Linked DNA regions of Homo sapiens: regions 2, 3, 4 and 5 are each linked to region 1. Evidence: chromatin loops called from intact Hi-C (ENCODE). Cell type or tissue: B cell. All regions are shown on one strand. Region 1 overlaps KYNU (kynureninase). Region 2 overlaps ARHGAP15 (Rho GTPase activating protein 15). Region 3 overlaps ARHGAP15 (Rho GTPase activating protein 15). Region 4 overlaps ARHGAP15 (Rho GTPase activating protein 15). Region 5 has its middle 18 kb from the start of ARHGAP15.

Region 1 (5,000 bases):
ACGGCATGCAGGAAACTGCCCCCATGATCCATTCACCTCCCATCAGGTCCCACCCTCGACATATGGGGATTACAATTCAAGATGAGATTTGGGTGGGGACTCAGAGCCAAACCATATCACCATAGTTTGCTTAATCCTGGATTTGATAACTATAAAAAAGTCATCAAGTTTTAACATTCTTTTAGTCAGTCATAGTGTTAACTTATCTCTGACTAGCTATCTTAACCCTATTGAATTTAACTTGCTACAGTTCAATCTGCTTAATTCTAATTAGTAGAGCATCTGTTATTAATTTACCTTTTTTATATACTTAGGCAGATCTTTTTTTTAAAGCTCCCTCTATTGTGTGTGTGTGTGTGTGTGTGTGTGTGTGTCTGTGTGTGTTCTGTAAGAGAAACCACTTGACCTAACAATCCTAGAGCTAAAAGTCAGCTTCATAGGTCATTTCATTCATATTTCTGCCTTTGGGAGACATTACAATTACATGCCACTAAAAGCTGATGCTCTCTCTCATTGACATGGTTTCATAATAGAATAGCAAATGTTGAGCAGAATAAGGAATCCTGGCTTGGGAATAGGAAGGCAGAGAATGAGATCCAGAAAAACTTCCAGAAGAGGTCATTTTTACCTTGGGTCTAAGATTTCTGGTGTTCTGCTAAGAAGTTGGGGACAAGGGAGGTGGGAACTGCTGGTAAACGGGAAATAACGTCGATATTTTAGTTCCATGGAGCTTATCTTAAATATCTCAGAAATCCTACTTAGGAAGAAAAGTTTAAGTCTTGCTCTTTTACTCTCCAGTACTCTAGTATCTTTATGGACACTTTTAAAGTTACCTTCTATGATAATGACATGATATTAATTTCTCAGAACTGCAGTTAATCCCTGGGGTCTGTGGATTCCGAATTTCAAATCCTCCCATTTTGTTGGTCTGTTCCTTGCATGCTAGTTTAGAGGTAAGTGATGTGTGTTTCAACCTTCCCACATCTTTGCGTTTTTTCTTGATCTGTTTGTGACAATTCATAGTACTTTCTCTGCTACACAGCAAGATGATACATGTGCACTGTGCATGAACAAGGGACAGAAGGCAGCATTCCCCTTTAGGACAGTGATGATGTGGTGAGGGTCTCCCTTCATTCATGTCACCAGCCCCCAGCACAATGCTTGGCACATTGTTGGCACATAGTAAATATTAAATGGAACTCTTTTGGGGAGATACGTTTTTTACTCCACTTAGAATCTGTTTAAACATGAATAAGTTATTTAACCTTCTCTTGGCCTCTCTTTATACCAAATAAGCATGCAATATTTAGTTCTTCATAAATTCGCTCATTCAACATAAATTTATTGAGAAAATATTGTGTGCCTGATGTGATTACTAGGGACTGTACTTTTTCTAGTTCATTGTAGGTGAATGAACTGACCAAGTACCATGTGACAAAGCTAGGAAAGACTTACTTGAAGGAAAAAAGAATAATCAGAGTAAACCAAAGATTAAATAAGGTTGTCTCATAAGGTAGGGTGGTTTTATGATTTTTTTAAATTGGGACTTCTATGCCATTATGTCCATTTATAGTCTCCACTATCACTGACTCAATATTTTCCTTTAAATTAATTTATATTTTTATTTAGGTAAATTTAGTCTCACCCTGAAATGATAAATATACATAACAAGAAAATGAAATTGTGATTCCTTAGATACTATTATTTAGTGTTAGACTAAATGTGGCCAAGTAAAAATATATAGGTTATATAGTATAAAATTCATATATAATGTAAATGTATAAATATTTACATAAATAATGTAAATATATAAAGTAATTGTATATTTTGTATACCTATATTTAAGTAAAATATATTTTAAGTAAATGTGCATATATATTTCTAATAGAAGTTTTACATAGAACTATTCAAACAAGGATTTGAAATTTTTTCATGTCTCCTTCTAAAATCATGTAGTTTATGATATTTTGGCAAAAACTTATAGAGGATTTCAGCATCAAATGAGTGACAGGATGAAGATTCAAAATTCCTTCTAATCTAAAATTGCATAATTCTGTGAACACTTACAGCAGTTTCTCATTCTGGCCACTGGATGGCAGCATCAAGTTCCTCTGTTTTTATTAAATTTCACCACTGGATAGTGATCATCACCTCATTTCATTCTGTCTCAATTTAAAGCGCACCTACTCAGTTTAACCACTAGATGGAGCTTGTGTTGTTTTCACTTCATGGCAGAATTTTTCTTTAACTTGGAAAATAGACACAGTAACGAGATTTTTCAGCCAGTGATATATATTTTTGACAGTTTTTTGAGTAAAAATCTGCTTAGTAAATCAGATAATGATATTTGAGTTGTTTTTATAGTATCCATTCAGATAAATATTTTGTTTAAACATTTTAAAACAAAATAAAGTTTCTGCATTCCTTGCAAGTTTGTATCAGCGAGATGTGTGACAATATCAGAAGCACCAGGACATACCTTAGGAAGAGCTTGTACCTAAAGTAATTTCCTCTGGTGCCCATATCTTTGCAAATAACTTCTCAGACGTACCTGGAAATTTCCTTTTAGACGCCTTCACTTTGGCATACTTTCTGCAGTGGACTGGCTTTTCTAGTAGTATTCACCCTTCTCTTGTGGGAAAGGAAGCACATTCCTATTCTTCCAGCCACTGTTTTCCTACCACACTGTATTAGAGTCACCTAGACAAAGTTTTTATTTTCAGTTATAATCTGAGAACTGATTTATTTTTTCTTTTTAATATCTAAACTTAAACCTCAGCCTCCTGAGTAGCTGGGACTACAGGTGTGCACCGCTACACCAGGCTAATTTTTGTAGTTTTTTGTACAGATAAAGTCTTACTATGTTACCCAGTCAATATCTAAACTTAAAACCCTAAAAGCCACAAGAAGAATGATATGCATTTCTCTGGATCTTCTAATCACTTACATATTTCCCTTGAGCCTCTTTCTGCTCATTTCACTGCTGAGACTATGTTCTAACCAAAATTATCTTTAGTTAATCAAGCCTTATGTTGGTAAAAGTGTTTTTTCAAAATTCTTTCCTACTGTAAATTGCAAAATTTTTGAATTACAAACTAATGCATTGAATTGCTTCCCTTTCTCTGTTAAAATGTCTTATTTTCTAGACATTTATGGGTTTCTCATGTGAGTAAACATCAGTGAATTAACTATGCTTCTATTAATACTTACCTTCCTTTAAGTTTTATTTATTTATATTTAGAGATGAGGTCTTGCTCTGTTGTTCAGACTGGAATGCAATAGTACGATCATGGCTTAGCATGGCCTCAAACTCCTGGGGTTCAAGTGATCCTCCTGCCCCCACCTTCCAGGTAACTGGGACTGCAGGACTGCACCACCACACTTGGCTGATTATTATTATTTATTTATTTTATTTCTTTATTTTTGAGACAGGGTCCCCTTCTGTCACTCCTAGAGTGCAGTGATGGGATCTCAGCTCACTGCAACCTCTGCCTCCTGGACTCAGTTGATCTTCCCACCTCAGCCTCCACAGCAGCTGGGACTACAAGAGTGCACCACCATGCCCGACTAATTTTTGTATTTTTTTATAGAGACAGGATTTTGCCATGTTGCCCAGGCTGATCTTGAACTACTGGCTGCAAGTGGTCCTCCTGAGTAGCTAAGACTACAGGGCATGCCACTGTGCTCAGCTTATTTTTAAATTTTTTTAGAGATGAGGTCTGGCTATGTTGTCCACGTTAATCTGGAACTCCTGGCCTCAAGCGATTCTCCTGCCTCAGTCTCCTGTTTGAAATGTTTGTTTTTCAGTGCTATAAAGAAATAGCACTTGAACGCAAATTTAATTTATTTAGTAAGGCCATTTTTACTTCCTGCAGAGAGGATACACTCGCCAGCAGTTTTGCCATGAGAGTACACCGAACAAAGGAGACAGGGTCATTTATAACCTGACGTGTCCACCCTACTGCTGTGTCCAGTTCCAATGGCTGGAATGGGACCTCCCATTCTGTATTTGTCCCGATTGGCTAGTAACTTAGAACTTTTTAAAAGACGTAAAGGTAGAGGGTAACAAAGGAAGGAGGAAGTAACTTGTGGAATGCTAAGAAAGGTAAAAACACTTTTAAATAAGGAAGAGGAACAGGCTGTGACCTAATGCTGCTTGGACCAGTATAAGCATGCCAGGGCAAATATTTAGGCTAAATTGTGGGAGCTAAAAACATAAAGTATATTGATTTATTTATTACAGCTAGCAGATATTTAAGAATGTTAGCACAGGTCTTTGAATAAATTTTGCTTCTAAGAGAAGTTACTATTTATTCCTAATTAGACGGGAAGGAAAGTCTTTGAAGAGGAACCTCTACTTTACTTTTTATACTCCTAAGCAGTTGGGATGACAGACGTGAACCACTGCACTCAGCCACCTTATCTTTTTAAACCAGTTTATTCCATTTTAGGAGATAGGTGGTTGAAGTTTCAATAAACGAAAGAAGTAAATGCATGAATCAAACTGCCTCTTTGTTGTCTCTACTTTTAAGAAATATTCAACACAGTCAAATACGAACTGGAGGAGAGATTCTATACTTAAGAATCAATCACATATAAATAAGACCTTAGATTTTTAATGCAATGACTTTTTAAAAAGATATTAATATGGCTTTTTTTAATAAATACATGTGTATATGGTTGATTGATATAAAAAATAGCACATTGTAATCAGTTTCAAACTGTCCTTTTGTTTATATTTTTTTATCTGAATCATTTATACAATAGTTCTTAAAATATTGTGGATCAAGGGATGAAGCCTGAGGCCAGGAACCTGGTGGCAAGTACTCTCTCCCTCAATGGACACGAAGTGTGACCTTACACAAGCAACAACTCCCTTTGGATGTATTTGCCTTATTTTTTAAAGTAAGATGTTTGGACAAGATTATTTTGGAAGTCTCCTCACTTTCCAAAATACTTAAATTTAAACAATACGTATATTATATTTTGAGGGTTCATAT
Region 2 (5,000 bases), 190 kb after region 1:
ATGCGGGGATAAATGAGTAGCTGGGACCACAGGTACACACCACCAGGCCCAGCTATTATTTTGTATTTTTAGTAGAGACCTGGGTCTCGCCATGTTGCTCAGAATGGTTTGGAACCCCTGGGCTCAAGAGATCCACTCACCTTGGCCTCACAACGTATTGGGATTACAGGCGTGAGCAATAGCACCCAGCCTTCTTTTATATTTTCTAAAGACAAATGCTAAGCCTGCATTACTTGATCAAATCACACGACCATTTTAAATGAATCTTAGTATGCACTGCCATATTGCTTACCCAAGGAGTGTATATGCTTTTATCACTAGCAACAAAAATGGTCAGTTTAGTCATAACCTTGAAAAATTATGTAGTTTTTATCCCATTGATAGTTTAGTAACTAATAAATAATATAACATACTATAATTTATGCTTCTTATATAAAATTTGATAGCCTTCATTTCATTTATCAAGGACCTTTGTATCTTTTATAAATTTTAATGAATTAATAAGCAATATTAATAGATGCTTACTCTGTCAAGCACTTGGCTGAATTCTTTATCAGTAATACTTAAATGATACTACAATATAGACTCTATTATTGCTTCCTATTGTATAAATGGAGAAACTCAGTCAACAGTATTAACCTCTTATTTCTCCCAAATCTTATTTTATATATAGTTAGTATCACAGAATTTAGCCCTGACCTCTGCTTGAAACACGTTTGCTTTATCTCTCTTGCTTTAAGCTATTTGAGACTAGTGAGCAAAAATGGTCCTCTTATTTCATGCCATCAACAGTACCAGGTACTTCAATTGTCACTTAATAAGTATTATTTTATTAATTTCTATCAAGTTTTCTACTTATAAATCCATAATAGATCATCATACCTTGTATTGTCTTCTTATTTTCCTTCTTTCTCTTCTTTTTTATGTGTCTTTATTTGTCTCTTTAATGTATTTTCTCTTTCTCTCAAAGAAAATTTAACTTATCTCTGAATATAAGCAGGAGATGGTAAAAGGAAAGATAAATTATTGGCTATATTTGACATTCATAAGAGGCCATACCTTTAGCCTTATTTTGAAATGAGGTTATACACATTTCCCCAACAATACACTGACAGGCTTGAAAACAGAATACATTCAGCATTCACTTTAATTTTTAATTGTGAACACTGAAACTATGCCTTAGCTTATCTGATGAACCATAGGAATTTCTTCATTTGGGGAATTCCGTCCCCAAACCTGTAAGTAACCCTGGCTTCTCTGAAACTCTATGACACCTTAGTAAAAAGTTATTTTCAATGCTTACATTTACAAAATACACCTGACAGTATGTTTATGAAGTCTCAGCACCACAAACTTTCTTCTCCCTCGGCATCTAGGTCTTCCCGTCATCAGCTCCTGTGTGGCTCTGCGTATCTTACCACAATATAGAGTCACATTCTTCTCTCCTTAGATGGACATAGAAAGATATACTTGGGGGTGAAAATATGGCCAGAAGATGGCTACGAAAAGAAATGCAGAAAAAAGATTGTGCAGTGGTTACGTCTACTAGTGCCTGCTTTCATCCTAGGGCCCATAGCTACTAGGCCTTCGGTTGGGTTTTTGTTTGTTTGTTTTAACAGTTGTTATTCAGAATGGACTTTCTTTGGAATGTGAGACTAAGGTGTGCGCCTAACGTCATCATATTTTTTCTTTAGTAGTTTCTGCTCAGTATCGCAATAAATTCTTCCAGGCTGAATCTTTCTTCATTTTCTTGCAATACTGACAGAGATGGGTATTTTTACACCTCAGTGTCTTTTTGACCCACCTTTTAGCAGTCATAAATTACAAGATGCTTAGAATATGAGACAGAAGAAGTAAGTTCCTAGACCAACCAGTTTGAGAATGAGTCTGTACGTTTAACAGTGTCTGAGTGATTTTGCGGTAAATCAATCAGGGACATTAGAATAAATTACTTTCACTCCCATCACTGGTGTGGAATCAAGTCAAATCCAGCATGACCAAGTTAGGTAACAAAGGCAGATGGACCAAATAAGAGAACCTGAAATTTGTCAAGGAACCTCACATATATTTTCTTCTGACTTTTTGGTTTGCCACTCTGTCATTACCTAAAGAAGGCAAAAGAAAGGTAAGCGTAGGATATAAAGCTTTTGGTGTTTAGAGCAAATGAATGTGTTAAACCCGGAGTTTAAGCTAACAGATTCTTATAACGGTAATGAATATTTTAAGAGCCATTTTTCATCAAGCATTTTCCAGATAAGCTGTTACAATCAAAGTTGCTGTTATTATGTGCTGCCATCCGGTGTCCATTTTGTAGAATGCCAAGCTGATGGCTTTGTTGAGTTTTTGTTTTTGTTTTTGTTTTGGGGGTGTTTTGTTGTTGTTGTTGTTGTTTGGGCTTTGATTTTGTTTTTGTACTTCTATTTGTCTGCTAGTTTTTTTTGCATTTTTCCAACTTCACAATTCAGGATTTGCTTTAGGGAAGTTTTATGAAGTGTTTCACTTGGATAAAATGTCCCACCAATTGCATAAATGGTACATAAATGCCCTCATAGAAATTTAGTTCTCCCTACTTCCCAATTGTAGTTAGCACCCCTTTTCCCCTTAGATGTAATTTGTTTTGTATGTCAAAAGATAAGATAAATACCTGCATTTCTTTTTTTGTTTTGTTCTGTTTTGAGACTGAGTCTCGCTCTGTCACCCAGGCTGGAGTGCAGTGGCGCGAACTTGGCTCACTGCAGCCTCTGCCTCTCTAGTTCAATTGATTCTCCTGCCTCAGCCTCCCAAGTAGCTGGGATTACAGACACCCACCACCATGCCCATCTAATTTTCTGTTTTTAGTATACTGGGTTTCGCCATGTTGACCAAGTTGGTCTCAAACTCCTGACCTCAAGTGATCAACCTGCCTCAGCCTCCCAAAGTGCTGGGATTATAGGTGTGAGCCACCGCACCTGGCCCAACACTTGGCATTTCTTGCCCTAGGATTTGTCTCCTGCATGGAATCACTAGGATCAAACCCTTACCTGATTGTTACCTGTAAATTCCTGTGGAAACTGATGGCTGTCTCCCTTACTCTTGGCACTTTGGACTGTCTTACTAAAGTTAGATATTTCCTGAACTGTGTGTCTTAGTTACCCCTTTAGTCTATCCAACACCTTAATTTTTGTCTCTCTGTGGAAAAAATAGAAAACTATTCTCTCAAAGTTATGATGAAATGTGGAGGCACTGATTGGTCAGTGGGTGAATTTGCCTGCTGACCATCATGATAGGGGTGGAAGACAGGGATAAAGGGCTCGCAGTTCAGCATTGCAGGATGGCCCAGGTCAGGCTAAGACATGGCTTTGCTCCAAAGAGAAAGAGATTCTAGTACTTCCCTGACAAGTGTTCCTTATCTCCCCCTCTTAGCTCCTCTCATGAGGCTCTCAACTGGCATGCTCAGAGTGACTACAGAGAGAGCTGCATGCCACCTGCTGAGAGACCATGGAGACACTGGAGTGAGCAGGGGCCTGAATCCCATCTCTATGGCTTGTTTTCCCTTGGTTAGGATGCAACCTTACTGGGCTTCAGTTTTCTCTTCTGTAATATGGGAGTATCCTAGGCTCATTCAGAAGACTTGGTTTCCATGTTTATTGTCCATCTTCTTGTAGTTAGAAGTACAGTTTTTGAGGAATGTCTTATTTTCCATCTCTTTTCAGCCCTTAGAATTGTGTTTGGCACGTGGTAAATGTTTAATGGAGACATGTGACCAGCTTAGTAATTAAATCACATAGTGCATATAAAATGCCAGGTGGCATACCTGGAACAGAGCAGAAGCCAGTGCAAGCTCAGCGTGGGAAGCCCTCTGGAGAAAGCTCAGGTATTGGACACTAGAAGCATAAATTAGGAAAAAATATCCTATATCAGAAGTGTTCGATAGTTAAGAAAAAATAATGCTAAGAATACCTTAATAACTACTAGGAAACTAAGGAACAGAGAAAGGAAAAGAAATTTTTCAGTCCTTGTTAATGACGAACAGCAAACATAAAGCAGAAAAAATCTCGATTTTTTCTGAAATTTGAAAGGCCATATACTCTTTTACTCAAAAAATCTTTAATAATCACCTACTAAATGTCAAACAGTATGCCCAGTACTGGAAATGCTCTTAAGAGGAGAGAGGTGGTTTCTATTTCTTTGTGGGAGCTTGGGGCATAGAGGGACTTCCTAGTGCAAAAACTGTGTTTATCCTAGAAAATAGTCTATTTGCAAAGTTTCCTCAGAAACTGCTGGACACACCTATCCTGGCTAAGGCTTTTAAGCTTGTATGAGTTGCCCACTTCCTGAAATGTCACCTAATATATTGAATAAGGGTCATATATAGTGATTTGGTTGCGTATAGAAAATATCAAATCCTTAAGTCAAGGTAAAACCTTGCCAAGTGATCCTTTGCACACTCCAGAGCTGACAATGCCTTACGAGAGAGTCACTATGTTAAAGTAATTGGGTGAGAAAGCTATTCCCCTGATATGCTAAGAACTATGGGCAACACAATGGGTCAGACATGGCAGCCATAAAAAAAGGATGAGTTCATGTCCTTTGCAGGGACATGGATGAAGCTGGATACCATCATTCTCAGCAACCTAACCCAAGGACAGAAAACCAAACACCGCATGTTCTCACTCATAAGTGGGAGTTGAACAGTATATAAAAAAGAAATTATTCTTTGGCCATTGTTGTAAAGTCATAATGTAGTTAGGGCTGGCTTCACCGGTGTGCGTCCAGGGCCCCATGCTCAGAAGGACTCTGCCCTTGATTTAATGCTAGATTGTTACTGTCTTAAAATACTTCATAATTTTTGGACACGGAATGGTGCATTTTTATTCCGCACTGGGCTTTGCAAATTCTGTACCCAATTCTGTTTTTCACTGGCAGATAGGTGTAAACTCATGTCTTTCAGTTATTCAAAAAAATATGTATTGAGGCCCTAAAAAGTAAATTAAAAAAATTTGGATTTAAAAAAAAACAGC
Region 3 (5,000 bases), 130 kb after region 1:
GTTTTCTTTCTTTTCCTTTTATCTAGCTCTGTAGTACAGGCATCTGACCAAACATTATGTAGAAAATAAACTGATCATCTCAATTAAATTCTAGACACACACAAATATAATTTAAATTCTATTTTTCTGATTCAAGAACAAGCCTTATGAACTGTTCTTATACACTGCATTCTTCAGTTAAATCTCTCTTATCTCATCAATGTAAGGACAGTGTTTTGTTCCTAATCTTTATTGGACTATTGTGGATGACATTTGTAAGCCATTTTGGTTTATAAGGAAAAGCTGGAGGACAGTGGAGTGAGACTCTCCAAAGATCCAGGCCTCTGATATGACTACACAATAATGTGTCTTCCACTGCAATTTTCTTTACCACTGGGAGGGCAATTTTGTTGAGATTTTTTAATATTTTCTATATACATTAGGAGTGCTGCTTTCAAGACAGTGCTTTCTATACAATATTAAAATAATAAAAGAAACAAGATTTTAAAAACAGCAACAAACAAATAAGCATGAAATTCGAAGGTTTCCTAAGGTATTTTGCAGACATGCTGTAGAACAGATGAAAAAGTTTGTTAGCTAGAATTTTGACTTTTACACAATATGCCCCTGGGAGAAGAAGATTCAAAAACCACTGGAGATTTCTTTCCTTGTCCATGCCACCCTTTGCCATCTCATGCTGTGAAAATCTTTAACTCTATTTACCAAGCACAAATTGGACTTGCCAAAAGGTTCAGAAAGTTTATGACGACAGTGAAGAGTCCATACTTCAAAGAAAGAGCTAGGGCTCTCACAACCACATATGTGGCTGCACCGTTTCCATCTTAACCTGAGCATAGCTAAATTTGTTTATAATCTCCTACTGATAGAACATGGTGCTGAATGTACATGAGATACATTTTTTTAAAAGTTAGTCCTCTGATTACTAATTTGAATCCAAAACTCTAACCTTGTTAGCATCTGGACTTATTTCCATAATAACAACCCCTTCAGAACCTACAAAGTAATGAATAATTGACAACAAATGAAATGTTTTGATAGTTGTCGGCACAAAGCATGTTTAATGTTTTGTGTTGCTTCCTAGCTAATTATGTAGATGACACATTTGTCAGACCTTGACTGCCATTAGAAACGTGTTTCCAGAGGGGAGAAAAACAGGCTATTCATAGAGTAATTAGCTAGAATGCTCAATGACCTGTGAGAGATTCAAATCGCTGCCAGTTCAGACATTGTTTTGTTACAGAGCAGAGGGGTAATTAAAATTCCAAATTACAGTCCTATGATGGAGCATTTGTTTGTTGACAGTATACTCTTACTCTAGTTTGTTAATTTTTTTTTAAATTGCTTCTAATCCATTTTATAGCTTTAGGAGTTCCGTCTTTGAATTTGCTGACAACTAATATTATGGTAAATTGTACTTCAGCTGAGTACTGCGTGCCTCACAATTTCAAGGGACCACAAGGTTGGTGGGATAAAATAGCTCCTTCTCAAGACTGACAGATCAGGTGCTGTCAGCGAGAATGCCTCTAACATGGAACATCTTGTCAAATACTGCTTCCAATTCTATATGAGGGGGAAATGAACTAGTGGAAAATACAAAGGTAGAGAGGAAAGCAACAATGAACAACTAGAACGGAGCAAGAAGCTGTTCTCCCAATAAGAAATGATTGATTAAGTGTTCTGTTACCGAGTAGGAGAGAAGAGTGAGAGCTGAGGATGATTTGGGAAATGGTGTTGAGATTGTGGTGCTGAGTTCAAGGCAGAAGATGCGGCCGTCTGTAGGAGGGCTCACCTAGATCACCCAAAGGATGGCATGTTTCACAGTAACACCTTTCATCTCAGGTCAATAACAAACCATGGAATGACAGATATCATTCATGAGATGTTTCAAGGAAATATTGGGATAGTTTACAAATCTAGAGGGCTAAAATAGTCTAAAAAATTCAGTTCCAGTGGAACATGTATTTAGGTTGCTGAAAGTGAGAATATAGTTTTATTAAAAAGATCTGACAGAAGTCACACGGTGTTTGATGCAGGCGAACTGACAGAGGCATCCAGTGAGCGCTGATTATCCCGAAGTCACTGTCAGCTAGGATTGATTTTCACTTTCTCCGTTTATGTAACGGTTCCTGTAATACAGCTGACCCCGAATCACGTTACCTTGTCATTTCTCTGCATGGATCAAGAAGAGATGAGCTGAAAATAGCTAGACACTGACCTTGAACTTACCAGAAAAGTGAGAAGTGACAGTGGGGTTTTTCTGTAGTTCATGTACAGAGACGAAGGCACACTGTTCCTCTGTCGAGTTCACTGCAGCAGCACAAGGGGGCAGAGCAGTACTAGAGATTACAGGTAACACAGCTTCTGCAACAGCATGGAAAGACTCTGAAATACGGAGTTAGAGCCAGAGGTCTCATTTTTACATCTTAGTTTAGACATAAAGGAGAATTACTGATGAATCAAAATCTCAGGTCCCCTGATGTTCATAATCAGTAATCTAAAAGTGTACCTTCTAATTAAAAAAGGTTACCTAATACGCTGTGTGCCAGCAACTATGCTTTTCCACTAAATTTTTGCAGCATCTCTTATTTAATTCTTATAATACTCTTCACTCTTAAAATAACTTTGGAACCATAGTCAATATTATTAAGAGAGGTTTAATTTATGGCAAACTCCCAAGGTGATATGTGTCACTTTACATACAATTGTATCAGCAGATGGGAATATTCTTTACATATTTACCAGATGTTAACACCCAAAAATTAAAACTGGAGAGTGTTTAATGGCAGTGTGCACTCACGAACAGGTAAAAGGCAAGCTAGAAAATGGTGTTTACCATTTAATTTACATTTATTTATGCCTGTATGTCTTCCCATTTTAATATCTGCCTCAATTTTCAAAAATGTATTTTAATAGATCATCATTATAACCTTGATTAACCTAAAACACAGTATGTCAAATATTATCCTTTGCTTGCTAGCACTTAGTTAAGCTAAATCATTGCTGTACTGATGCTGAATGTTTCTGATAAATGGCACTTTAAAATCTTGGCAAGTGAAGCAGAGAACTGAAGCAGGTTGAGAAACAGAACAGCAAACACTGACTCAATTATCCCCCAGGTTGTAAGTGCCTTATGTAATGGCACGGTAGCATCTTTGCTTGTGTGATGGCACAATAACATTTTTGCAGGCCTCCATAATAACTAGACTCTTCCTTGTATACAGTAGATTCTATGTATGTGTACAGGTAGTATATGTATATATACACACACATTTCTTTATTTATATAGATATATAGAATATATACATATCTATATACAGATATATAGAAATATATGGAGAGATGTATTTGTATATAATTTATATTTGGACCTATTTTTATGTTCCAGGAGAAAATAATAACATATATATTTACAAGCTGAAATATCAAGATTGCCTCAAGGTTCTTCTTCTGTAAATATAACTCAGGACAAGCTGACAATAAGATCAGAGAAACAAGTAGACTTCCAATATGTTTCAAGGACAGAATAAATAAGAGATCATTCTATTGCCAAGAATGTGGCAGAAAATATTCAGAATATCTGTGTCATCACAGAAATCTATAGTACCTAGTTTTTGCCCTTTGGCAGAAGAAAAGCACAAGTCCTCTGACTTAGAAAGATTTGCTATTTGGAGGAGGCGATATAAGTGGGGGCGGCGGTGTGTTTATAGCTATAAAATTTGTGTGTCTAAAAATGACACCTTCGAAGGCAAGCCTGAGGAACAGATGCATTCCTTGAGAATCACACAATTACTTTGCCTTTCTGCTCCTCAGAGAGTGCAGGAGACCTCTTGCATGGCCTCTCCTAGGTGGAAGGAAACCCATCCCTAAACGGTTGATTAGCCTCTGCTTCGGAGGTCAAGGCAGACATAAAGGTGTTGTCTGCTAATACACTTCCCCAGAGTTTTATTTTTTGTTTCATTCTTTTTCTTTCCACTGCCTTCAGTGTGCAAGGCTTTTAATAAGGGACTTCAGTCCCTGATGTGTTCAGATTCGGTTTATTGTTACCATCTGTTTAATTATCCTCTCAGGTTTGTGTTAGGAAGCATTAAAGTATTTTATCCAGCCTTTGAATCCCCATGTTCCTAAAGAGATGTGGGTAAAGTACGTGTCAGTTTTCAAAGAGCATATTAAAAACTGATAAGCAGAACCATCTCCAAACAATAACATGTAAGGCAAATACATTTTTTTTACATTAATGCATGTTACAACTAATTAGCAAATGTACAGCAATGTGGCAATCTCACGGAAATGATGCCATCTTCTCTATATGAAATCTCATATGCTTCTCCTTTGAGGTGATGGATTTTTATGATTCCTATTCACTTCCAATGCACTGACAATAGGTTTATTGGGGGAAGAGATATGGAATTTGATTTGCAATAGGACATATAGTTGTCATATGTCAAGCAGATTTATGGATGTGCTGAAGTTAAAGATAAATCACATACCCAGAGAAAAAGGACAGAATGTTTGGGGAAAAATGAAAAAACCCAGGGGAAATTCAGTTACTTGATTTTTTTCTCCTCTTCCTCTTGAATTTCCTCCTCATTATTATTATTAGATTTCATGTCATCATTATTATTACTACATTGCATGCTTTTTTTTTTCTGGAGAAAAAGCAGCATGTTGCTTCCAGTAAGCACTATAGTCACTGTTATATCTGGTGCAGTTTTCCATGTGCAAAAACCATTGATAACAAAAATTACATGGGCTGACACAGACGTGTTATCAGTTTATGTCCAAATTATTTTATATATCACTATTTTAGTGAAATTTTTGGAAATTATAAAACAAAATTAAGTATAAATGTGTAAGTATCAAAATGTTTTAGATGTCAGAAACCCTGAAAATCAAACGGAAATAAATCATGCTTTTACTTCCTAAATCAAGGAAGCCAAATGATTAATCATTATTCTTTTTTATGTATCCCTTACGAGGTGATTTCAATAAACTTTTTTTCT
Region 4 (5,000 bases), 250 kb after region 1:
TTTTCAGTTTTAGTAACTTCTTGGAGTTATCACTTTAAAATTGTGTTTCTAATCCTCCTATACTTGTAAATAAATTTGTAAATATCAGAATCATATTGTTTATGATATATGTAAAGTTTTATTTCCCCCTAAAAGTCTATAGACTTTAATCTGCCCTCGTATGGAAGTTTCTCTATTACTTTAATAATAATTTTAATAATGTTATAATTACAGAAGCACCAAAAATAAGGCATGCATCCATCTCTCATTGTATAACATCATTATTGGTGTATTAGTTTGTTTGCATACTGCTGATAAAGACATACCCAAGACTGGGTAGTTTATAAGGAAAAAGAGGTTTAATAGACTTACAGTTCCACACGGCTGGGGAGGCCTCACAATCATGGCAGAAAGCAAAGAGGAGCAAGTCACATCTTACATGGGTGGTGGCAGGCAAAGAGGGAGAACTTGTGTCAGGGAACTCCTCTTTATAAAACCATCAGGTCTCATGAGACATGCGCAGAACAGCACAAGAAAGACCTGCCCCCATGATTCAATTACCTCTCACTGTTTCCCCACCAACAACATGTGGGAATTGTGGGAGCTACAATTCAAAATGAGATTTGGGTGGGGACACAGCCAAACCATATCAGGTAAATATTAATTGCTCCATCTTAAACGTGAGAAAACTGGGATTCAGAGAGGTTAAATAACTTGCCGGATTTCACACAGCTGATAAATTACAGAGCCAAAATTTGGACCCAGATCTGTTTTCACAACTTGTACTCTTCTCACACTGGCATGCTATTTAGAAGGTTAGCCCTTTTCTGGTTAGGCTTCCTCCTCTACTTTACAAATCATTAAGTGCTGCCTCCTGTTGGTCTCCCTTGGCGTTACGCTGTAGCCAGCCCTTCAATACAATCAGTGAAAACAATCCTTGTTGGGAGTAGATCATTTCGGAGTATTGATTCTAAATTTGTCATTGTTTTCCGTGAAAGCTAAGCATAGAGTATAAATTGCCACTCACCACATAAAGTTGATGACTTTCTATGCCCAAATGATTTGACAATTTGTGATTTTTCCCCAGGAGTTTTTTTGCTAACATTTTTCAAGGCAAAATATTCAATCCCTGTCCAAAATGATCAAATTTTGCCCTGCAGCAAACTTGTAAATTTTTGCCAGGACCCGTGAAACTTCACAAGGCAAGAGATCAATAATGTCACACTGTTCCCTTCTCACCGCTTTCCTCAATGTACACACTATCTAGTTTGAAACTGCCAACATGAGAAAGTAAAAAATTTAAGGGACAAGTAAGGAACTCTCTCCTCATCTTTTAAAAATATAGGTGATATCTTTAAAGTAGAGATGATCTGTCTGTGCTCAAAAATTTGAAGTAAGACAAAAATTTAGTTTTGGATATTTAAATTAATTTTACAAAATAGCAACATGCATGACTCTACTCTTGTATTATCCTGTTGTGTATGTTCACATACCCAAAAATATTTTTGGTGTTCTGCCTATTGTGTCTGATGCTGTCAGCCTTTGTTGCAAATCAGGACTTAGGCAAAGAGCCCAGATGGGCTTTGCACTGCTGTCATGCCAAGGCACTAAGACATTTTACTTCCACCTGTAATAATATTAAGGCTTTACTTCTTCAACATTAATTTGATGCATACCTTTCTTTTTTCCCCCACATTAAAAAACGTCAATAAGTGTGAGCCAATGTTTCAGTAGATTTCATCACTCTTTCTCTTCAAACTTTGTCTTTCTATCCAGGTCTGTCTTGTCTGCCTGAATTGTAACTGTGAATATTTTCCCATGTTCACCTATTGGGCTTTCATTCTTCTTGATATCTAATTCCTCCTTCAGATAACTCATCCATTTTCATGGCTTCAGCTATGCCTTTACTTGAATGATTTCCAAAATTCTATCGCCAATCCTTTCCCCTCATCTAAGCACCAGTCATTTATTTTCAACTCTTCACTGGACATTTCTACTTTGATGATTTGCCCCCTTTTCAAAATAAACAAGCTGAATTCTCCACCCCTCGATCGCCTCCCACTCCTGATTTCGTTTTTGTTTTCAAGAATAGAAACCTGTTTCCGAATATTTATTTGGAAATAAATATTATCCATACTTGAAACTTTGGGCCAAGGCACAAGAATGGCAATGCAAAGACGTACAAAAAACTGGAGTTAACATACAGAAGTGCAGTGAGCCAGGCTCAGCTGTATGGACTTGGGGCCTTGGCCCTGTTTTACTCAGCGCCACCTAATGGTCACCATTTAGAAAGGCAGGCCTACTTTTGCCAGATGCAATTTTGCAAAGGAAAATGTAAATGTCAATTTTATAGTGAAATTTATCAATATGTTTAAACGTTGTCACTGTTAAACAAAATGCAGCACTCTGGAAGCAATATGAAGTTTATATATGAGTATGTTTATTCCAAGAGCTGCCAATTTGTGACCACTACGAAATCAGCTGAGCTAAAAGACAATTGGAAAATATATAAATAAATAAAAAGTAACTGGCAGCTCCTCTTGGTTATGATAATGATGCTAGAGCTAACACAGATAACCCAAAAGAATGGAGCCGTTCCAGTGCGTCACAAGACTTTAGGACACTTACATAGTGTTCTGAAAAATAGGCTAAACTAATTTCATCAGTGAGATAACCAACATTGAGCTAAACCCACAAACCTGAAATTAAACATCACACATTGTAAATCAGTGAAGCAAAAATCAAACATCCAGAAACTACAAAAAGTAATCCTGTCTCTTTTAAAATAAGCCTCAGGTTATTCTTCTTTCCTTAAAGGTGCTCTGAGGCATGAAAAGTAAATTTTCAGCCTAAGAGTGGTAGATTTCAATGAATATACAATATGGTTCCCATGTCTCAAATTCTTACTTTGTTCTGTTTTTTTGAAAGACAATGTACATTTGGGTTTTACATAACATATAAGCCTTTGGAAATAAATATTACAGACTTCTAATGTTAGACTTGTGGAAATTGAGCCAAAGACATACACCAGTCAAAGACATATATTGATGACATAAAGCAATCTTTGTGACAAGATCGCTTAAGATTTCAAAAAGACATATGCAGATGAAATTAAGCACATATAAATTTATCCAATGGTTACTTAAAAAATAAAAATAAAAATTAGATTAACTGCCTTCACACTTGGGATTTTTACTTGTAAACCCAATACTAATTGAGAAAATTAAGAAACTATGGAAACTTAACTAATTCAATATTTTTTTTCAATATACTGGCAAGGGTATTTTTATAAACATAAAGGAAATGCAAAATATAAATATACTAAAACATTAAGATATATAAACACTCAAACTATCATTACAAAATCTATGTGAAATATAAATCAGGCAATTGACAGTAAATAATATGAAACTTGTACTTTGTTTGCTTTAGAAATATTATTTTATTTTCCAATATCTTTACCTCGGTCAGGTGGCCAAACTGTCTGATTAGAAATATCTTAGCATAAAGATGAAAAATGCATTCTATGAACTACTATAGCATAAAGGCTTTTGAATTTCTTCTGAGTTGCCATTGATCTGCACGCATTCATTTCTGAATTAGAAAACAGCTAATATTTTGTGAAAAGAGGATACATATTTCTTTAAATTGAGAAACTAAATTTCATGTTAATATAGTATCAGTTTATTGTACTTCAGATTTTAGCACAAGCATTTCAGAACACTGAAAAACTATATTTAGAGTGAGATCTACATATTCCATACAGATGGAATCAGTCCATGAATATATATTGGTATCATTCTTGCCAGTCCTAATAAAACTCTGTCTTTAGTGTGTTTGAACAAGGCTTAAGTTATACATGAAAACTGAAACATCAAACCATTATATACCATTTAAGTGTAGATAAAATAATTTTACATCCGTACAATATTTTTAAATGTTGACTTTAGCAAAAACTTAAAAATTCTCTGAAATTTGAAATGAAAATTCATGATGCACAAAATTATGAAAGAAGAAAATGTCTACTCCAAATATCCCATAACTTTTTTGAACAAACTCTGTTGTGATTTAATCTTTTTCATTTACATTTTCTGTCTGTATTTGAGTTTACAAAGTGCTTTCAAATGCAATACAACATTTAACCTGCACTATGGCCTTTTGTGAAAAGTGGTGTTATTGTACTTTTAATGATGAGAAGAGTCTCCTGGAGGTGAATGACCAACTTCATCATCACACAACCAGAAATAAATGGTAGGACTGAAGCTTGAAGCTCTGGTTCTCTGAATGCCAGCCAGAGTGTTATTTCTAACAGACCACAGTGTGCTATGCTGGTTTCTGATCAGATCCGTTTTTCCTCTATCCATTTTACACACATAAAATACATGAGAACAAGGTAAATGGAACAATTCTAAGTTTTTTAGTTTTTCTTTGTAATTTGACTCTCTTGAAATCCCAGCTTTGTCTAAGCATAGCATAACTCGAATATGAAATCATATTCATGTTTGTGTGCATCTGCATGTGAGTGTGCTCACCCATATGTATACATGTAATGAATTCCTATACAATTAAATGCACTGCTTCCTTTTATTTTCTTCAGAAAAATTGCCATGGTTCTAAGAAGAAAATAGAGAAAAAGAGAATCTCAGTAACTATACAGGAATCAAAGGATTTAGTAAAATGGAAATGCATCGGCAGGAAATCATAAATTTGTTATTTTTTTAAAATACAGTCATGTGCCAATAGGATTACATTCTAAGGAATGCATAATTAGGCAATTTCTTCATTGTGTGAACATCATAGAGTGGAATTACACAAACATAGATGGTATAGTCTACCACATACCTAGGTGATATGATGGAACCTATTGTTTCTAAACCACGAACTTATACGGCATGTTACGGCATTGATCTTATGGGATCACCCTTAGTATATGGACTGTTGTTGGCCAAAACATTGTTATGTGGCACATGGCTATATATAGCCAGGTGGGTAGAGCCCATCTGGACTGTAAATACATAATT
Region 5 (5,000 bases), 76 kb after region 1:
TAGAGGAGACATGAGATTATCTGAGTACTCAATCTATGCACCCCGTCAACTTCTACATGCTTAACAAACTATTTAAGAAACCACCAAGGTTTTTGAATCTTCAAGATGAGTCTATAACTTAAGAAAAAATTCTTTTTTAACATAGCATAACAAAACCATATGCATATAACCTTGACTATTAGTTATTTTCAGAAGATATATTTATGTTTTATGTTATTTCCTTTCCATCCTGTCCTTCGTCAAGTTTTAGATTCTTGCTTGAATTGAGGAGAGCTTTGTTTGGTAGATTTTACATTTGAATTTAATTTGGTCAAGATTCATCACGTTGATTGATTAATTTCAGATTATATGTCTTAATTTACTTTGATTCTAATTTCCATTTGCCAACTTCTCTCTCTTGAGCTTTTTTCTTTAAAAAAAGATCAGGAACTTAGAAGTAGTAGTTGGCAGCATTTGATGTGGTCTATAGACAAGCATGGAGGAAGATGAAAAACTGTATGAAAATATATCAAAGTTCGATTGCCCTTCTGTGTCCAAATGAACGAGATGATATCTGGTATTACAGACCTAGGAAAATAATGCTTCTTTTCCCCACTCACCTCCTAAATCCACTTTGAACGGTTGCAGAGCCCAGAGCAGGAGTAAAAATAGAGACCCATATATCATATTACCAAATAATTAAAAGTTGTAAAACAAATTATTAATAAACTATTAAATAAAACATGGTTCTCTCTTCCCACCATGACATACATTCCCTTATAATGACCTGGAAAACTAGATTCAAAGTTAAAATTCTTATGCTTTTTAGAGTCCACCCTGAAATGCGGGTGCAGGAGAACAGAGCCCCTTGCCCCTGGTTCTCAGTTTGAGTCCTGGTTTATTTCCCACCTTGGGCTCCATCCCACAGCTCAAGGGATTCACTGACATGTATGTCCACCCCTTCCCCTCCGAAACAGCTCTCGCATAGTCAAACCTGAGACCTAGTGGTACACAGAGCCTTGCAGTAAAGGAAAGAATTTTACTAAGATCTGAGAACAGGCTCAAGGCTCTTTGGGCAGGAAATTTCCAAATCTTCAGTACCTTTAGGTGTTTAGGGGTACAGAGACATGGATTTCAGCTAGGCACATGTCCCTGGCCCTGAGGACTCCTTACCCTATAGGAAGGAGAATGACTGAAAGAGAAACCAGAGCAAGGCCTAAAATATGTAGGTCTCATCTCAAGGCAGGGGCTCCACTTGTGTCAGTTTTATGTTAGAGAAAAAGCAACCTAAGGTCATTCATATAAACATGTGAATGGCCAATAGTACTAATTCTTCAGTAGGGCTGAAATGGTCCCCTACTTCTGAAATCAGTGAGGTCACCAAATTCGCATTTTAAAGATCCAATTTGTAGTGCGATAGTTGGAAACCTGGAAGGTGCAAAGTGGCAATTCTGTTGTCAAGTGGGTCAGCAAAAAGCCTTCTTAGTTTATAATACCATTGGAAAAAAAAGAGAGATGGCACAAATCTCACAACACTAGTTAATTAAATTAGGTACAGAAATGGAAAAGGAAAGAAAATCCAGATATTATTTAGTTTTCTGTAACTCTTTATAAAATTTGAAGTCTCTCAATGTCAACTTTTCATCATGACTTTATTTGCTAATGTCCTGGGACCATTCATATCAGAGTCTCCTTAACTCAAGGAGCATTGTAATATAAGAAGGGAGCTTGTAGAGCAAGCTGCTGGCCTTCTATTGTTTTGCCAGTCTAAATCTGCAGCATAGCCTGCTGGTGGGACTGGCACCAAGCCGGATGGGTACAAGGCTATAGTTGTTGTTTATGGGCAATGTCTCTTAATGATCAGTCATTGCCTATGCCTTACCAGTACTTAAATATTTTGTATATCACCCTTATCTGTTGGATCTGTTCATTGCCTTTGGGGCTAAATGAAAGAAGTAAATTATCTGAAACATAATCTCAAGTAAGCTGTACACAAGAAAATGGTAAATGCATTTTAAATATAGTAAATATTGCAATAAGTGAAACTCAGATATAAAAAGAATGGCATTAGTTCTCTACTATTCAATCTTTTGTCATGAAGTGGGCTAACTCAACCACAGGAAGCATGACTCAGGAGACAGTGTGTTCTACATTTCCAGTATTTTTTTCTGCCCAAATCTCTTCATATATGGCTGATCGAAGTAACCGAGTCTCCAACTAACTATAGAGCCATGTAACTGTGAGATTTCTGAATTTACAACCTCCCTACAGGAAGTACCAGGTGGCCACGAAAGGCAGCATGGTCCCCATCTCTAATTAAGCTAATGTAAACAAGTGCCACAAGATGGCGCCAAACCACAGATGAAACTGACGCCAATTTGGATTCTTTGGGTGGATGGATCTCCCAGAACTTCCAGCTGGCTAGATGACAGGATAGCCCTTGTGATTTCATTCATTAACCTTGCAATAATACAGTCTTAGGTTTTGCATGATTCTTTTTTATTATTTGGGTCTCATTTATCTTCTTTTAGAGGGATTGTACTATACAAATAAATAAAACAAGAGAGAGAGGAGATGGAGACACCGATCAGTAAAACCAAATAGGAAAGTTTGCATAATAAGATGTGGAAGAGACAGCAAGTTTGTTTGGACAGCCAAATGTCTACTAATTGTGAATGATGCCTATGATTAATTCTACAAACTGGAGAAGGGCTCAGCATTGATAATGCTATCAGTATTGGCAACATTTTCTTACTCTGTGACATTGCTTTGTATCAGCCAATATTTCAAGAAGTGTCTCCCTAAATTAAGTGAAATAATAAAAGTAGCCACAATCCATCCACCAAAATGGTATTTGTTAACACAGATAGTATGACGAATTTTTGATGGCTCTACTTTGATTTAAGAATAAAGAATGAGCACTTAGGAATGACATGATTTTAAACTGGACCTTGGCTTAACCACAGGATTTCACCTTCTTTTAACTCATTGATGTGTGCTTTTGTATACACATGCATCCATATATATATATATATATATATATGCTTATATATATATATGCTTATATATACACTTTTATGTAAACTCTAGACATACAGAGCTATTTTTTCATTAATAATGTAGGTTTTACTTGTTTATAGTTGAAGGTAGAGTATCTCACTAGATTTTGTATCGTCCTAGATTTTGTGATCTGTAAAGAAAAAAAAATCATACTGGTCACCTAAAATTAATACAACTTAATAATATAAAATTTACCTAAGCTTTCATTTTGGAGTCCAGAAACAGTGGCTTATCCATTAACCATTTTGCTCTTCTATGTTATGGAATCCCAATTTTCTTTTTGGCTGTCAGTGTGCCCAGCTTTTAAAAGACCACATTTATGAACTTTGTTTTCCTGGCCTATAGTGGTCTGTAACATAAAAGTAAAATTATTAAGTGAAACAACTAAGAGAGTGTTGTTTTGCTCATTTGCCTTTTATGCCCCCAAGGAACTCAGACATGAAGGCAGGAGCTAAGGCAGCTGTCTTGGCATCATGAGGGCAAAGATAAAGAGTCACAAACACCTGGACCCTTGCTATTCTAAGGCACTGAATCAGTGCCAGCAACGAACTAGTTTTAGATTCATTATGTAAGAAAAATAAACCCTATGTGTCTAAGCCACTGATATATTGCATTTTCTTTTGTAAGTAACTGAATACAATCCTAACTAATACAGAGAATAAATATCAATCATCTTTATATGATTGTCTTAAACATATAAGTGCGCTAAAACTAGATACCCATAAGTGTTTATTGAAATGAATTGAGCTAAGATTTTGCAAAGCTTTTTACAGCTGTAATGTTTCTAACTCAGTTTATAAGTAATGCTAATTTGAGCATTCCAAAAATGCAGTTAATTCAGTTATTATTTATTAGGCATTTACTACATGCCAGGCACTAAAGAAGATACTGGAGATACATATTGTAGACAATACAAAAAACCTACTTGATCTAATGGGGATGCACATTCTTGAAGAGGAAATGAAATGAATAAATAGAAAAATAAATAAAAAATTTAGTACCATGAAAAAGAAACAGAGAGACAAGATAGAAAATGTGGAACAAGATGTGACATTATATAAATAAGTTGAACAGTCAGTCAGAATTTCAAGCTGAAATTTGCAGAAACTAGCTATGGAAAATGTGGGAGCTGGGCATGAGGATGGGGTGCAGAGTCTCCGTAGCAAAGTAGACAGCTAGAGCAATGTCCTCCAGGAGGGAAGAGCTTGGCATATTTAATAACTGAAAGAAGAGATAGAGTGGGGACAGAGCAACACACAAAGGAGAGAATGCCTAATATGTTGTAAATGCTCAAGATATATTTGTAGAATAAACAAACATGACTACTGTAAAATAATTATGTCGATATAATTAATCAGTAATAATTAGGACTGAAGTTCAAAAAATACCATACGCTTAAATAGCTCTATTTTTGACTATAACTTACATTTTTTTTTCTTTTTCTTTCTTTTCTTTTATTTTTGAGATAGAAACATTGCCCTCAATCTTCCAGTGAGCCAATAAAGGTTTTACAATGAGTTAAGCATAGTAAGAAGATAGTATTGTTTCCCAAGAGCCACAATAGATTTTTTTTTATTGTATGGAAGGATAAATACATGTTTTCAGTTTACATAATCAAGCATATTTTAGAGAGTAAAAATGTAACTCAGCTGAAGAATCATTATCAGATTTTTTTTTAAACTGGAAACTTTCCCCCTGCCCCCAGCTGTCTACAGAAATAGATTATTTCTTCTAATTTTCTGATTTAGTTATAGTCATAGTGTACATAAAAACAGATTTGATTTTCTTGGAATCAAACATAAAATGAAAGCCAAGGCCTTATCATTGAAACAAGACAGCAGTTTTGCAAAGCTGTGTACATCCTTTGAACTCAGATGACATTGTCTCAGAGGAAAAGATGTTTGATGAGTTTTTTACACTTTAAAGCTCTTGCTAAGGAAAATGAGCTAGGAATCTCCTTT

Evidence for each region. Hi-C counts contacts between places; a loop is a spot of excess contacts. Peaks named below come from ENCODE experiments on the same cell type or tissue, not always from the same donor. Only the 100,000 strongest peaks of a DNase experiment are listed, where the experiment ranks them.
Region 2: a loop joins it to region 1, with 21 times the contacts of the local background. A loop is called at or near these places in 22 of 110 quality-filtered maps.
Region 3: a loop joins it to region 1, with 5 times the contacts of the local background. A loop is called at or near these places in 9 of 110 quality-filtered maps.
Region 4: it touches region 1 in a loop (11-fold over the local background); 6 of 110 quality-filtered maps call a loop at or near these places.
Region 5: it touches region 1 in a loop (11-fold over the local background); 17 of 110 quality-filtered maps call a loop at or near these places.

The regions. Positions count from the first base shown.
Region 1 is chr2:143,032,369-143,037,368 of GRCh38, forward strand. It overlaps KYNU (kynureninase), which reads left to right. Exons shown (of 14, transcript NM_003937.3): 12 at 868-953. Among named protein-coding and RNA genes, the nearest start is that of ARHGAP15, 95 kb to the right of the region's middle. In B cell, CTCF peaks have their summits at 2,172 (motif pointing right) and 2,377; a DNase peak (open chromatin) is centred at 2,133; H3K27ac peaks cover 834 bases.
Region 2 is chr2:143,220,320-143,225,319 of GRCh38, forward strand. The region is part of intron 4 of ARHGAP15 (Rho GTPase activating protein 15); the gene reads left to right. Among named protein-coding and RNA genes, the nearest start is that of ARHGAP15, 93 kb to the left of the region's middle. In B cell, CTCF peaks have their summits at 2,298 (motif pointing left) and 2,499; a DNase peak (open chromatin) is centred at 2,282; H3K27ac peaks cover 1,494 bases.
Region 3 is chr2:143,160,116-143,165,115 of GRCh38, forward strand. All of the region lies in intron 2 of ARHGAP15 (Rho GTPase activating protein 15), which reads left to right. It overlaps LOC107985949 (a long non-coding RNA gene), which reads left to right. Exons shown (of 2, transcript XR_001739723.2): 1 at 1-5,000. Among named protein-coding and RNA genes, the nearest start is that of ARHGAP15, 33 kb to the left of the region's middle. In B cell, a CTCF peak has its summit at 2,323 (motif pointing right); a DNase peak (open chromatin) is centred at 2,326; H3K27ac peaks cover 2,494 bases.
Region 4 is chr2:143,282,032-143,287,031 of GRCh38, forward strand. The region is part of intron 6 of ARHGAP15 (Rho GTPase activating protein 15); the gene reads left to right. Among named protein-coding and RNA genes, the nearest start is that of ARHGAP15, 160 kb to the left of the region's middle. In B cell, CTCF peaks have their summits at 826 (motif pointing left), 2,248 (motif pointing left) and 2,449; DNase peaks (open chromatin) are centred at 860 and 2,240.
Region 5 is chr2:143,108,717-143,113,716 of GRCh38, forward strand. No RefSeq gene overlaps it. Among named protein-coding and RNA genes, the nearest start is that of ARHGAP15, 18 kb to the right of the region's middle. In B cell, CTCF peaks have their summits at 2,329 (motif pointing right) and 2,528; a DNase peak (open chromatin) is centred at 2,325.